3 separate regions of the Homo sapiens genome follow, and all the other regions are linked to region 1. The links are chromatin contacts, found by Hi-C in ENCODE. All regions are on one chromosome and are shown on one strand. The core of a region is the stretch at or near the end of the contact, and the rest is flanking DNA. Distances in the headings are between cores, read along the strand shown.

Evidence for each region. Hi-C counts contacts between places; a loop is a spot of excess contacts on that map. Pooled maps may share reads with other maps.
Region 2: a map of CD8-positive, alpha-beta T cell shows a loop between it and region 1 (5-fold over the local background). The contact joins the enhancer-like site here to the promoter of LINC00235 in region 1. A Hi-C loop is called at or near these places in 1 of 168 maps with a recorded cell type or tissue (CD8-positive, alpha-beta T cell), 1 of 37 single-sample maps with no recorded cell type and 8 of 50 pooled maps.
Region 3: a loop to region 1 is called in a pooled map, with 5 times the contacts of the local background. The contact joins the promoter of MPG here to the promoter of LINC00235 in region 1. A Hi-C loop is called at or near these places in 4 of 50 pooled maps.

Annotation. Positions count from the first base shown.
Region 1 is chr16:524,740-529,046 of GRCh38, reverse strand. It overlaps LINC00235 (long intergenic non-protein coding RNA 235), which reads left to right and starts at 1,640. Exons shown (of 1, transcript NR_024121.1): 1 at 1,640-2,200. CAPN15 (calpain 15) reads right to left here and starts at 1,335. Exons shown (of 14, transcript NM_005632.3): 1 at 1,018-1,335. RefSeq lists an enhancer at 2,215-2,776.
Region 2 is chr16:804,018-808,552 of GRCh38, reverse strand. No RefSeq gene overlaps it. Among named protein-coding and RNA genes, the nearest start is that of GNG13, 5.6 kb to the right of the region's middle. RefSeq lists enhancers at 486-715, 4,031-4,535 and a silencer at 796-1,005. Within about 2 kb of position 1,417, at least 33 of the 41 ENCODE cell types and tissues checked have a DNase peak (open chromatin) inside an H3K27ac peak, as active enhancers do; they include CD8-positive, alpha-beta T cell, where a contact is called at or near this core.
Region 3 is chr16:76,647-81,470 of GRCh38, reverse strand. MPG (N-methylpurine DNA glycosylase) reads right to left here and starts at 3,246. Exons shown (of 4, transcript NM_001015052.3): 1 at 3,138-3,246; 2 at 1,771-2,046. The coding sequence starts at 3,161. RefSeq lists an enhancer at 3,167-3,461 and a silencer at 2,976-3,665.

The sequences.
Region 1 (4,307 bases), core at 391-2,890:
CCCCAGACAGGCCAGAAAAACAATTTCTCTTGCCCCACTTCACAGTTGAGAAGTCACTCAGAACCGGAAGGGAGAATCACCCCTATATCCTTGCCCAGCCCCAGACTCTGGAAACGCGGAGGCAATTACGGGGCACTCCCACACTGAACTGTGACTCACGTTTCCGCACCCCTCAGACCTGGGCAGAGGAAGAGATCCGGGTTTCCCGAAGGAGAAGCACACAACTCTTCAGCACCCAACGGAGTCCCAGTCTTCCCCACTGGCCCCACACACCCAGGCCTGGCCTCAGGTTCTGGGCCTCACCATTGCTTTCCGGGTCTTGTTACCTGCAGTCCGGTAACAAACTCCAGAGCAGTAAGGGGGCCCCGAGAGCTCGCCCGGCCAGGGCCAGCTGACCACACAAGAGTTCCCCCGGTCAGGACTAGAGGGGCCCCTTCTGCAGCCAGCGGGAGGACAGCAGATTTGCAACTTCCCAGCTGGTGCCGCAGCAGCCCCAGAGGAACACGGAAGAGAACACTGGCATGGCTGGCACAGACGGGGCTCCCGCCAGCCCCTCCACGCCAGGTGGCCGCCCCCAGGCCGTTCCCCAAGTGAGGGGAGTGATGCCCGCACCAAGCACAACATCCCTAAGGCGGCCAGGACCGCACGATGGGCCCGGATATAAGGGCACTCAAGGGCAGGCAGGGCCGAGGCCGCCTCCGGTGTGCGCGGCCCCCGGGGCTGGCCTCAAGTGACCCACATGGCCCAGGTCCCTGCCGACTTCCCGCCTTCCTCTGGGTTCCTCTGCGAAGCATCGCCCAGCCCTGGCCCCCACCAGCCTGGAGGCGCCAGCGGGCGGCGGGCTGACCCCACTCCGGGGGCCCTGCCGTCCCTGCCCTGGCTCGGAGCCCGGCGCGCCCGGCCCCCGAGGCCTCCTGCGCCCCGCCGAGCCCGCGCTCCCCGCCGCCCTCCGGGCCCGCGCTCCCCGCCCGGGGTCCCCGGCTGGGCGCCCGGCCGGGCCCGGCCGACGGGACTCACCTCCACAGCCCGGCGGCGCCGCCTCGTCCTCGCGGCCCGGGCAGCGCGGCCCCGGCCCCCGGGCCCGCTCGCCCCCGCCGGCCGATCCACAACTTCTGCCTCCGGAGAGCGGCGGGGCCCCTCTCGCCGCCGGCCGCGCTGCCCGGACGGCCTCCCGCTCCTCAGCCGCGGGGCGCCCCGACCCGGCTCCGGCCCCGGCCCCTGCCCGCGTCCGGCGCCCGCCTTACGCTGCCTTCGTAGCGTAGCGCCCGGCCCGGGCCCCGCGGCTACGGCGCGCCCGGGGCGCACGCGGCGCTGTGAATCGCGCGCCCGGACTACGGCTCCCACAGGGCTGCGCGGCGCCGACGGGGCGGAAGCTCGGGGCGGTGCCTGCGCGAGGCAGGCCGGGAGTTGTAGTCCTCGGGTGGCGCCCTCCCAGTCCGCCGACCGCCCGGGCCACTTCTCCTGCCCTCGCTGCTGGAGACGGCCGGGCCCGAGGCCTCGGTCCCCGGGAGGCGCCGCGCTCCAGGATTATCAGGGAGTGGGGCGGCCCGAGGAGGAGCTGGAACTACAACTCCCAGAGGGCCTTGCGAGGGGCACGGAGGGGCGGGGCCTGCAGCCGCGGCGTCTGCGCATCAGCGGCGTCACAGACGCGTGGGGCTCGCGGGGAGCCGGGCTGGGGCCGTCCGTGTCCCGCGGGGCTCTGGGCGGCCGCTCGACCGAGGACCCACGACTCCGCCCCGACCCCGCCGTGTTCGCGAGACCCGGAGACCCCTTCGCGCCTTCCAGGACCGCCCCTTTCGCGACGCTGCGTGCTGTGCTTGGTCCTGGCGGCCAAGAGCGGCGGTGGCAAGGGGACCGCCCTGGCCCGAGACGCGGCCTGGCCTCGCAGCGTCGCTTGGGCACAGCCTCTCTAGGCCCCTTCGTCCTCGGTCGCGGAGGGACGCCATTAAACGGCCACGCCGGGCTCAACTGGGACGCGGCCCACGGCGCCCAACCAGGGCCTGGGGGAGGGAAGCCGGGGCGACTCCTGGGTCCTTCCAGGACCCTTGCGCAGGCCTCATTCTCTCCCCGGAGGTCCCCTTCCCGCTGCCCTGAGGCCACTCTCCTGCCAGCAGCTGCTGGGCCGGCTCTCGGGAGAATGCCTTGGCGTCAAGCTTATCAGGCTGCAGGGCGGGACGCGAGTGCTGAGGGCAGCCAGACTCCCGCTCTTAGGTGCACTTGAGGAGCCTGAGAAGGCAGTGGCTCTGCGGGAGAGGGAGACACAGGAGCAGGGCTGGTCCGCCGAGATTCCGGAGAGACGGTTGTGGGCCGATTCTGTGGCGAGATTTACAAGTGGGAGGTTGGGTGACGATTGCTCCTGGGCCAGAAAATCTAAGCCAGTCTCAGCAAGACCTACAAGGCCAGGGCCAGTGCTCCTCAGAGGATATTCATGCTCCAGGAAAGCCAAGGATGGGCCTCCGTCATGCTGAGATGCCGCAGCAGGGACACCTGTGTCCCACGTGGAGCTCGGCTTCTAGCTGCAGTCAGTGCAGAAGCTGGCAGGAGGGGTTTATTTCTGTCCTCGGAAGCTTTTGGTAAGGACACTTCATTCCTGTGTCTTGGACACCTCCCCCTAGGTCTGCTGCCCCCTCTGTGGAGACAGGCAGGGCAGCTGGATGTGCCGTTTGTTCCCAGACTATATCCATGCCAAAGCATCCCAAGGGCAGGAAATGTGTCCCCGGGGGCCAGTGGGGGTCTGGGGGCACAGAGGGCTGCAGAGTGAGAGCTGGCTCTCCTCTCTGCAACTTGGACAAGGCTCTGGGACCCTGTCCTCCCCAGCTTCCTCACCTGCATGGCAGGATACTGGCCAAGTGTGGCTTTCGAACCACAGGAGAGGGTGCAGTCAAGGCCTCACTCAGGGACCGCAGGTTCTCTTCCCTTCCCAGTCCTTCCCTGGCACTGCCTAGGTGGCTCCCTGGCCAGGGGCCAGTGGTCTAGCCAGCAGGCCTTATAACCTCCCCACCAGAGAGGCAGCTGCAGTTGAACCTGTTGATCTGATGCTGAGGGCCCTGCCAGCTCACTGCAGAGTGGCCAGTTCTGGCCAGTTTTGCTAGGCCAGGCCCATTTGGGGTGAGGAGAGGGTGGGAGCACCCCAGCTCTCCCCAGTAGCCTGTCATGGTGAAGGAGGAAGCCCATTCACCCAGAAGAGGGCCTCAGGAGGCGTCTTCAAGGTGACTGAGGTTTCCCCGCACAAGGAGAGTGCTGGAGGGAATGGGTGCGATGAGAGAAATGAGTCACTCGTGCCTCCGTGAGGCCAGCCTGTGATTGTCTTGAAGATTCTGAGTCACAAGACATCAGGCACACAGGCGTGAATTGTAAATGACTGCACAGCAGAAGGTAAGTGACTCTGGATTATCCAGACCATTGACCGAGCCCTGCTCCGTGCCAGTGCTTCCTGGCCTGAGGACACGACTCTCACATCCAGACAGACCTGAGCAGCTAACGCAAGTGCGCAGAAGCTCGCCAAGTGCCCAGAAGAGCCAAGAGGCGAGCCATGAATCCCCCCTGGAGGAGAAGAGGATGGGGAGGGCCAAACAGAAAGAACTGAAACTGGAGGCATCTGTTCAGGCACCCAGAGAAAGCCTCACGCGCACAAAGCAGCAAACAGAACAAACCCCAGTGCCATCATGGAGCCCAGACTTGAGCACACAGGGACCCTGGCGTGGAGCACGAGGGTGCCAAGGCCCGCAGGTGGCTGACTTGTGTGCTCTGGTGCCATGCTCAGATTTGATGGGATGACCCTGCAATTGCCTGCTTTGTGAGCCACACAGGCCTGGGTCAAAAAGACGACGGACCACCAGCCTGGGCAACACACAAAGCGAAACCTGTCTCCACTTAAAAGATAATTAGGGTGTGGTGGTGTGTGCTTGTGGTCCCTGCTACTTGGGAGGCAGAGGCAGGAGCATCACTTGAGCCCGGGAGGTTGAGGCTGCAGTGAGCTGGGATGGCACATGGCGCTCCAGCCTGGGTGACTGAGTCCGTCTCAAAAAAAGAATGGGCGGCCGGACAGGTGAAAATAACAATGGACGGGGCCCTGGGAGAAGTTCCCGCCTTTCTCTGGGCCACCACCTCCAGGTTACTGGACTGCCAGCAGGTAGAGGGGCCAGGGTGCCATCCGGGGGGCCGCTGAGGGGGTCCAGACTTCCTATACCTGCCCTTCAGCAGAGGCAGGCTGGGGCGGTCCTCATGTGAGGGGCTCTGCACCCACATCCGGGGGGCCGCTGAGGGGGTCCAGCCTTCCTATACCTGCCCTTCAGCAGAGGCAGGAT
Region 2 (4,535 bases), core at 168-2,667, 280 kb before region 1:
GGTGTGAAAGTAAAAGCTCAGGACCCCAATTCAGGCTGCCAAAAGGACAGAACGAAGCCGAAGACGGAGCCGGTCAAGTTACTGCCTCTCCCTGTGTTGTTGGGCAGGTAACTACAGACGCGAGGTCAGATCTCACTCTCCATTGCCCTCATCTTGCGGACGCATCATCGGCGACCCCAGCCCCCCACCCCCCGCCCCTCCTTTTCTCTTCCCACCGTGGGCTCAGAAACAGGACCGGAGCCTTCCTTACCCCGCAGCCCGCTTTCCCCCTTTAAATACGGAGGCCTCAAAACCATCTCTGGAGAAAGGCATCGACCTGTCCCCCCAGGCGCGACCTCGACCTTGCCGAGCCACGCTCCGAAGCCCACCGAGGCCTGTCCCGGCTACTTCTTGGTTTACAACTGAAATGGACCAAAAAGACAGCGGGCATCCTTCTGGATCATCTGATTCTGCAGGGGTCTGCGACTTTCGCCGTCTTCGAGATATTTTACGGTCCTGGAGTTGCAGAAAACGTCGAGCAACGCGAGCGACTCTCGACCAGCGTCGCGTCCGTCAAATGCAATCGATCATCGCCAGTGGAGAGTGACCGGATATGAGAGCCCTGCCCGACTCCAACATGGCCGCCCAGCCCACGACCGAGGCCTGGGCAGCCGCTGCCAGGAGCCAAGATGGCTGCGACGAGCGCTGACGTCACGCGGGCGGCCACCGTGCGCGGCTGACCCTTTCCTGCCGGGACCCGGAAATTATCTCCCAAGGCGGAAGTAAACGGCGCGCGACGGTCGGTTGAAAAGTTGGCCGGGGCGGGCGAAGGCTGCGAGCGGGGCCGTCCGGGTGGTCTGGGCGACTGCCCCGAGGGCCCGCCACGCCCTGGGGCCAGCCCTGACCGTCTTACCTCAGTTTCCCCACCTGTAAGAGGGATCCGCTGGCGGGTCCCTTTGCCATCCCCCTTCTCTAAATGCAGGGACAGAAGACGGCCGCTGGCGGGACGGCCACAGGGGCCCAGGCCCGGCGCCTGCACGCGGGGCTCGCGCCCGGGTGTTTGGCCATATCGGGAGGCGGCAGGAGGCGGCGGCGAGGGGCCCTGGCGAGGGCACAGGCGGGTCAGGGAGCAGCGCTGGCTGAGGCCCGGCGGCCAGAGGGAGCGGGAGGGAAGGTGCGGGGCCTGGGCTGCTGCCTCCTGGGCACGTCTAGCTTTCGAGGGTCACACCGCGGGGAGAGGTGACATTTTGAAAAGGTAATGGGGGCCACGATCCCTCCAGAGGCTATAGGGAGGACCCTTCCTGCCTCTTTGAGCTCCTGGGGGCTCTGGGAGCTCCAGGCGTCCTTAAGAGGCTTGTGGCCGCGTGGCTCCAAACTTGTTTTTGTTTTGTTTTGTTTTGTTTTGTTTTTTGAGACGGAGTCTCGCTCTGTCACCCAAGCTGGAGTGTAGCGGCGCGATCACGGCTCACTGCAAGCTCCGCCTCCCGGGTTCTCGCCATTCTCCTGCCTCAGCCTCCCGAGTACCTGGGACTAGAGGCGCCCGCCACCACACCTGGCTAATTTTTTTGTATATTTTTTTTAGTAGAGACAGGGTTTCACCGTGTTGGCCAGGATGGTCTCAACCTCCTGACCTCGTGATCCGCCTGCCTCCGCCTCCCAAAGTGCTGAGATTGCAGGCGTGAGCCACCGCCCCCGGCCCAAACATTTTTTTTTTTTTTTTTTTTTTTTTTTTGAGATGGAGTCTCCCTCTGTTGCCCAGGCTGGAGTGCAATGGCATGATCTCGGCTCACTGCAACCTCCACCTCCTGGGTTCAAGTGATTCTCCTGCCTCAGCCTCCCGAGTAACTGGGACTACAGGCGCGCAGGCCACCACCCCTGGCTAATTTTTGTATTTTTAGTAGAGACAGGTTTCCACCATGTTGGCCAGGTGGTCTGCCCACTTTGGCCTCCCAAAGTGCTGGGATTACATATGTGAGCCACCATGCCCGGCCTCAACTTTTTTTGAGACAGAGTCTCACTCTGTTGCCCAGGCTGGAGTGCAGTGACATTATCTCAGCTCACTGCAGCTTCCACCTCCCAGGCTCAAGCAATCCTCCCACCTCAGCCTCTCCAATAGCTGGGACCACAGGTGCGCACCACCACACCCAGCTAATTTTTGTATTTTTTTGTAGAGACAGGGTCTCACTTTGTTGTCCAGGCTGGTCTCCAACTCCTGAGCTCAAGGGATCCTCCCGCCTTGGCCTCCATAAGTGCTGGGATTACAGGTGTAAGCCGCTACTTCCTGTCGTCTACTCTCTGTATTTTGCAAATAAAACGTTTGCAGGTCATGTCAAACATCAAGTGATTGATCTGTGGGGACGCAGGCGCCTTCCTCAGAGCCCCTCCCTCCCCTGCTTCTGCCCCAGCCAGCCTTGTGCATCTGCAGATACCGAGGCTGCTCAGGGGCGCTCTGCTGTCCACTGAGTGCGAGGAGTCTCAGGCGCTGCAGGGACCCGGGTGCTGCCACACGGGTGGACAGCCCATGGTGGCCGGTTGGAGGCCTCTAGCACAGACCCTGCACACCTGGAGGCTTCTGCTGGCAAAGCCCTGGGACCTAAGACCAGATGCCCAGGGCTATGGCCCACTTGGGATGACACACAGGGTCCCCAGATGTGTGCATCTACCCCAGTGACCCCCTTTTTGGGATGCTTGTGTCTGTTCTGGGGCTGCTCTGGGCCCCAGGGGTTGGGGGTGGGCGGTGTCCCCTTGTGAGAAGGGGCCCGCATGGCAGGAGTTCCCTGTGGGCGCAGGCCAGGCCCTGGAACGGTCTGTACCTCGCACACTGCATTTGCGAGCGGCTGCGCTGTTCCTGAGCTGGTTGGGAGCTCAGAAATGCAGGCGGGTGTCTTCCTGCCCCATGGGGTGGTAGAGATAGCCAGGAAGTGAGTGCCGGCCGCCCAGGGCCCCAGGCTTATTTCCCGAGACGGAGCTTGGCCACCTGTGGTCTGGTCTCCACGTAGCAGGATGCACGTTCGAGGCCTGTGACCCATGGGGTGGTAAGTGGGGTGTGCAGCTGCCCCACCCGTGTTGGGGTGACCTGGCTGTCCCCAGCAGCCACCTCTGCACGGGGGCTTCTGGTCAGTTCGGGCCATCCTAGCATCTGGCTAGGCTCTGCCAAACCCATTTGCCAATCAGATTTGGAAGACTGGACATTCTGTGGTTTCCCTAGCCCCGGAAGCAGCAGCAGGGCCATCCCCTGCACTGGGGGTCCCAGGATCCCTGATGGGCTGTGGCGTGACCCATCCAGGGTCTTAGAGGCCAACCTGGATTCACAGCATGTCCTGTGGTTAGAGGTACAGGCGGGTCCTTGGGCCCTGATGCACTTACAGTGGTGGCCACCCAGCCCGGGATGTTTGAATGAAGCCGTGGGGACAGCCAGAGGCCAGAACACACCGTCTTAACTTCTAGGTGTCCTTAGGCAAAATCACGGGACCTTTGTCATCCCTTTTTTTTTTTGAGACAAGGTCTCCCTGTTGTGAGCTGTGGCATGATCACAGTTCACTGCAGCCTCCACCTTCCAGGCTCAAGGGATCCTCTAGCCTCAGCTTCCCAAAGTGCTGGAATGACAGGTGTGAGCCACTGCACCCAGCCTAGTCATCCCAAAGCAAGTGTCCGTCTGTGTGGGCAGGGACTCTCCCAAAGCCAGAAGCCCTGTCAGGCTGCTGCACGGCTCTGGCCACCACCCTGCGGATCACGGGCTCCTAGGAAAGCCGCCCCAGGGACCACGACACACCGGAGGGTGGCCTGGGGCAGAAGGCGCGACTCACTCTCCCTTCCCTTCCCCCACAGACCTTGGAAAGGTCTCGCCTCAAGGCCTCCCACCACCCTCGGCTGAGCAAATGTGTCTCTCTTTTGGAAAATCTGCGACTTCTGAGCTGGTACTCTTGGAAGAGCGTAATTTGGTGGAGCCGGCAGTGGGGGCCTCTGAACCCAGCAGGCTGTTATTTTGCCCGTCGGTTCCCCTTAAACACACTCAAGTTCCGAATGGGGGCAGCACCCCATCCCCGGGAGCCCAGCTGGCATTGCTCCTGGTGACACACTGACCTCCAGTCCTCAGGCCAGGAGCTAGGGCGTCCGAGCCTGTGGGGATCCACCGCCCAGCCTGCTTCTGTCCTTCCAGGACCTCCTGCCTCAGGCCATGCTTCTGGTTAGCAAAGACATACCTAGCTTTTCAGGAGACGGGCGTCTCTTAAGTAGGAAACCTCCGGCGACTGTAACCACGCACTGACCTGCAGCTGTTCAGAGTAAACCGAGCTAAGGCAGGCACGCTACCCCGAGGCTGCAGCGCGAGCGTGGCTACGGCCAAGCCCCCAGCAGGCCCCTGACTACACAATGGAGGTCAGGTGTGGATGACAGCCACGCACCCGGGACTCCCTTGAAGTTGTTTTTTTTTTTTATTATACTTTAAGTTTTAGGGTACATGTGCACAACGTGCAGCTTTGTTACATATGTATACATGTGCCATGTTGGTGTGCTGCACCCATTTACTCGTCTTTTAACATCAGGTATATCCCCTA
Region 3 (4,824 bases), core at 1,997-4,496, 450 kb after region 1:
CCCTGTTCCATCTTCCCTGGAGCTTAGAGGGAATGCCCCTCCAGGGGCTTCACTCTGCACACTCCTGTGCCTCCATGGGGGCACACTGGGGGGGCCCAACTACCACTCTGGAGAGGAGGTTCCCACAGCCCTTTTCTCATTGTTTCCTTTTCCATCCCAAATTTCTGATCAGGATTTCACTGATACCATTTCCACCAGTGGCAGATACTGGGGCCTCTCACCCCTCCCCACCCCCATGGCCAACACACACCCCTCTTCCTTGTTGGCAGAGCCTCCTGGGGGAGACCACACCCTCCTCAGCCCAGAGAGTGGCCTGGGATTTCATGGCAACTCACTGCAGTGACCCTTTTAGGGATGAGTGCATGACCCAAGCCTGGCTGAGGGGTCTGCAAGGGCATCCACTAGGAGGTTATGGAGAGGGCAGAGGGCTGTCCCTGATCCAAGGGACACAGGGTGAGACACCCTCTTCTCTGCTGGACATCATCTTGTCCACCAATGGGCTCAAGTGGGCATGACTGTGGCCTGACAAGGATGCTGAATAGAGACAAACGTATTGTGGTCCCTGATGCCATGCTGCGCCCTTGCCCTGTTCCTACGACGCACCTGCCACACGTGCTGTTTTGTTGTATCACAAATGCCCATTGTATTTTTTTTTTATTTTTGAGACGGAGTCTCGCCCTGTCGCCCAGGCCGGAGTGCAATGGCGTGATCTCAGCTCTCTGCAACCTCTGCCTCCCGGGTTCAAGTGATTCTCCTGCCTCAGCCTCCCAAGTAGCTGAGATTAGAGGCGCCCGTCATCACACCCAGCTAATTTTTGTATTTTTAGTAGAGATGGGGTTTCACCATGTTGGTCAGGCTGGTCTCAAACTCCTGACCTCGTGATCCACCCACCTCCGCCTCCCAAAGTGCTGGGATTACCGGCATGAGCCACCACACCTGGCCACAAATGCCCATTACTTAAGGTGCTTTTAGAAGGATCCGCATGGGGACAGAATGTTCTCTGTTCTCCATGAGGTCGAGCCCACATTCTAGGGTCTGCTCCTTTAGCACCCAACTCCTGGCACTGGTATTTCTCTTCTGGTTCTTCTTGGTGATTATAACCTAAAAGTAGGCTCATTAAAGGACAAAGGGAAGGCCTTGGAGCCTCTGGAGAACCAGAAAGGCAGGCCTGGGGCTTTGGCATCGAGGACCACCGCCACCACCTCGCTCCCAACAGATCCAGCCAAGATGCCACGGCTGTGTGAGCATCTGCTCGTGGGGACAGGCTGCACCGTAGGCCCCACCAGGATGGGACCTGGGCAGTCCCTGCTTCTTACTCCAAGTCTGATTGGCAGAGCCCAGATCCTTGACCTACATTAAGCTGCAGGGGCCCTGGGAAGCCAGCACTGCACTGTGAGCCACTACAGCGGGAAGGGGCAGCCCGACACTGGCCACAGCCACAGTTCCCACGTGTGGAAAAACTGAGGTGGATTGCCGGTGAGGAAGGCTAACGGTGCAAGTGCTCCTGCCCTAGATGCCCAGAGCCGGGGGCAGACAGTGGCACCCCTGCTCCACCCTGGGCAAGCAGCACTGACAATCTCTACATTCTTCCCAGATGACCTCAGGCAACTGAGATGAAGCTAAGCAGGGACCAGTGTGAGCAAAGCCGCTAAATGCATGAGGACAAGGAGGACTAACTGAGGGCCAATCCAGCAGGCAGCGGACAGGGGTTCAGGGACAACTGCAGTGACAGGCACTTCAGGAGGGCCCTCGCTGCTATGTTCACATTACCTGTCCCAGAAATGCCCGGGCCAGGGGGACTGCCGGCTGGTCGAAGAACTCCAACCCCAGTCGGGTAAGGTGGCCCTTTGGGCTTGAGAAATAGATGCTGCGGTATGGGCCCGGAGTGGTGGGCGGTCCCAAGCAGCGCTCCCTGGGGCAAGGTGCCTGGGCTGCATCGGACGAGCTGTGTGGCTGCTCTGCAGGTGCCTGGGCTGCGTCGGACGAGCTGTGTGGCTGCCCTGCTCTAGCTGGTCGCTGCTTCTTTTGCCCCATCCGTCGGCAAAACTGTAATGGGAAAAAAAATAAATAAGCATCCGAATAGGAGACAGCTGTGTGGTAAGGTCAGGCTCAGGAAGTGCAAGGACTGGATCTGACCACCTGCTTTGGTTTCTTCATCTGCAAAGCGGGGGTGACCATCCTGTGGGTTGTTATGAGGCACAAACACCCTGACACACTCGAGGCCTCAGGAAATGATCACGTCTGACGATGGACGGCTGCTGCTGGGGGCAGGGTGGCTGCTCTGCCCCACATATGTGCGAGCTGCACGGCATGGGGGCCCAGGCTGCATGACCTGGGGAGCAGATGGGGGCCTGAGCCTGGGACAGCAGGGCTGGTGCCCTCCGATTCCCACTCATCATGCAGGTCCCAAGCAAACGTCTGAGCTGGTTTCTGGAGCCCTGCCCTTTCATCCAACCCTTGCCAGAATTCAAAACACAGGATCTTAGCAGGGCCAAGGTCGGACACACAGGGAGGGGTGAGCACCGGGGTGACCACCGCGTGCTCAGGGTCCCTAACTGTCCTCTGCTTCATGGCCCAGGCTGGATAACGAGCAAGTGGGGCAAAGGCAAGGTCTCCTGAGGGACTAGGAGGGTCTGCTGAGACCGAGCAGGCCGCCAGCCTCCCACCTCTGGCCTCCCCATGGGTAGGGGGAACCTAACCACACATCCTCGGCTGTCCTGGGGCAAAGGAGAAGGGAAGATGAAGGTGGCGGGTGAGCGCCGGCCTGGCAGCACCCGGAGGGCTGGTCTTTAGCAGCACCTAAGTCCTCCTGGCATGGGAGAGATGCATTATTTTTAACGGGAGTGCTGACGTTAATGTAGAACGGAGACTGCCAGTCGGCCTGGAACGGACGCTGACGTGACCGTCTCCGCAGCTCGGCCCGCGCTGCCAGCGCGCCGTGGGTTCAGCCCCCGGGCGCTGCGGCCACTGCTCTCGGCCCGAGCTTGGCCCTTGGCCTATGCTCTGGCTCTGCCCCGAACCCTCGGGGCGGTGGGCGCTACGCCCGTCCCCGGCACTCCCGCTCCCGCGGCCGCGCTCGCTGCTGCGCCTGGGGGTGGGCGCGTCTGTTCCGCGGGGCGGCCGAGGCGCGCGCTCACCTGGGCCCCGCTGCGCGCGGGCATCCGGCGGCTCGGGCCGGGGCTTCGTGGGACTCGGACCCCGGCGCGGAGCCCAGCAGCCGCCGACCACGGAAGCACCCCTAGGACCGGGGCGGAGCGGCGCCTGCGCAGAAGGGGACGGAAGCCGGGAGAAGGGGGGCAGTGAGCGCCGGGAACTGGCTGCGCCCCCGGGGCGGGGCGGGCCACGTGGAGGTGGATCCTCTTCCCAGCGCCCACCGCCAGGTCCGGACCGATTCCCGGGCCCGATGCGGTGCCTGCGAGGCGAGAGCGGGGAAGGGGCACCTGGGGGTGGGGCGAGCCCCGCACTGTGCCCCGGCGCCCCTCCCAATGAGCTGTCCGCCCCCGCCTGCGCCCTGGTCGCCTGGCGGCCCCAGAGCCCACTCCACCAGCCGGTGGTCAGACCACCGAGAGGACGGGCCCGTCGTGAACCTGAGTGGATCCTCGAGGGGCCCGGGCGGAGTGGTCGTGCTTTGGGGGAGGGGGCGGGCCGCAGACGTGTTTTCCGGTGGGGTGCCAGCGGAGTGAGCGCCTGGGAGGCCGCCCCAGCCCTGGTCCGGAGTGGGCCGGGGAGTCCTTATCCAGGAAGTGGACGCCAGGCTTGTGCGGAGGCCCCCGCCCCTGGCCGGGGTTGTCACAGGCTGGTCGGGGGAAGGAAGGAGGGAGCGGCGCGGATTCTGCCTCTGCAGCAGAGCCCCCATCCCTCTTTCCGCCCAGGGATGCTGAAGGGAGCTCGCCCACGTTCTGGGTTGGGCCTGCTGGAGCGCAGGCAGCCTCCTCTAGAGGCCGAGGCCAGACCAGGGCTGAACACGGCCCGGCAGTGCGCAGCCGTCCTACGCTTCTGAGGCCTCCCCGACGGCCCAGCGCCTGTAAGCTCTCACAACCTCTCAAGTCAGATCCATGCCCCTAGGGAGGGGCAGGGACGGTGCTTGGCCCAGTGGACGGAAGGGCCTAGGGGACGGGCCCTGAGGGAGCTGGGCACACTGCTGGCTCCCACGGCCCATGGCAGCCCCAGCACCCAGCAGAGCCATCCCCCGCTTCTGGCCACTTGAAGGTTTATCTGGGTCTGCAGGGCCCCTCCACTGTGGCAGGCACAATCCCACCCCACAACCCACCTCTGCCGCACAAAAACCCTCGAGGGGCTTTTCCTGAGCTTTGACTTCTGTGACCCTGGTCCTGGAAAGGAGCACCTGAAAAGGCCTTGAAGAGCAACTGGGCACCTGGCCGCGTCAGGTGGGAGACGCTGGGCAGGACAGACGCACAGGCCATGTGTCTGGAGCCCTCAGATGAGTGTGACACCTGGTCCTACAGAAAGGCTAACAGGGCAGGACCTGGTCTCCAACTGCCTCTCCTCCTCTGACCAGCCGTCCCACCCCCATGGGCCCCAGCCAGGACTTCCTGGGGAGGGAGGGGCCATCAGCCGGCTGGAAGCCACCAGCTGTTTGTAGCACTGTGTGCCGCTTCCCGGGGTGGGGGCATAATGTGTCATCAATCCGTGTTTATAAAGCAGCCCTGGATGTGATTCCACACCCTCCCTGCTTATCTGCAGCCATGCCTCCCAAACAATGAGTCTCTCCTTCCTGTGGGAACAGCCCCCCATCCCCCCGAGTGCTCCCCCTCAGTCTAGTAGGGAAACTGAGGCCCCAGTTGAGCCTTTGTCCTCTTGATG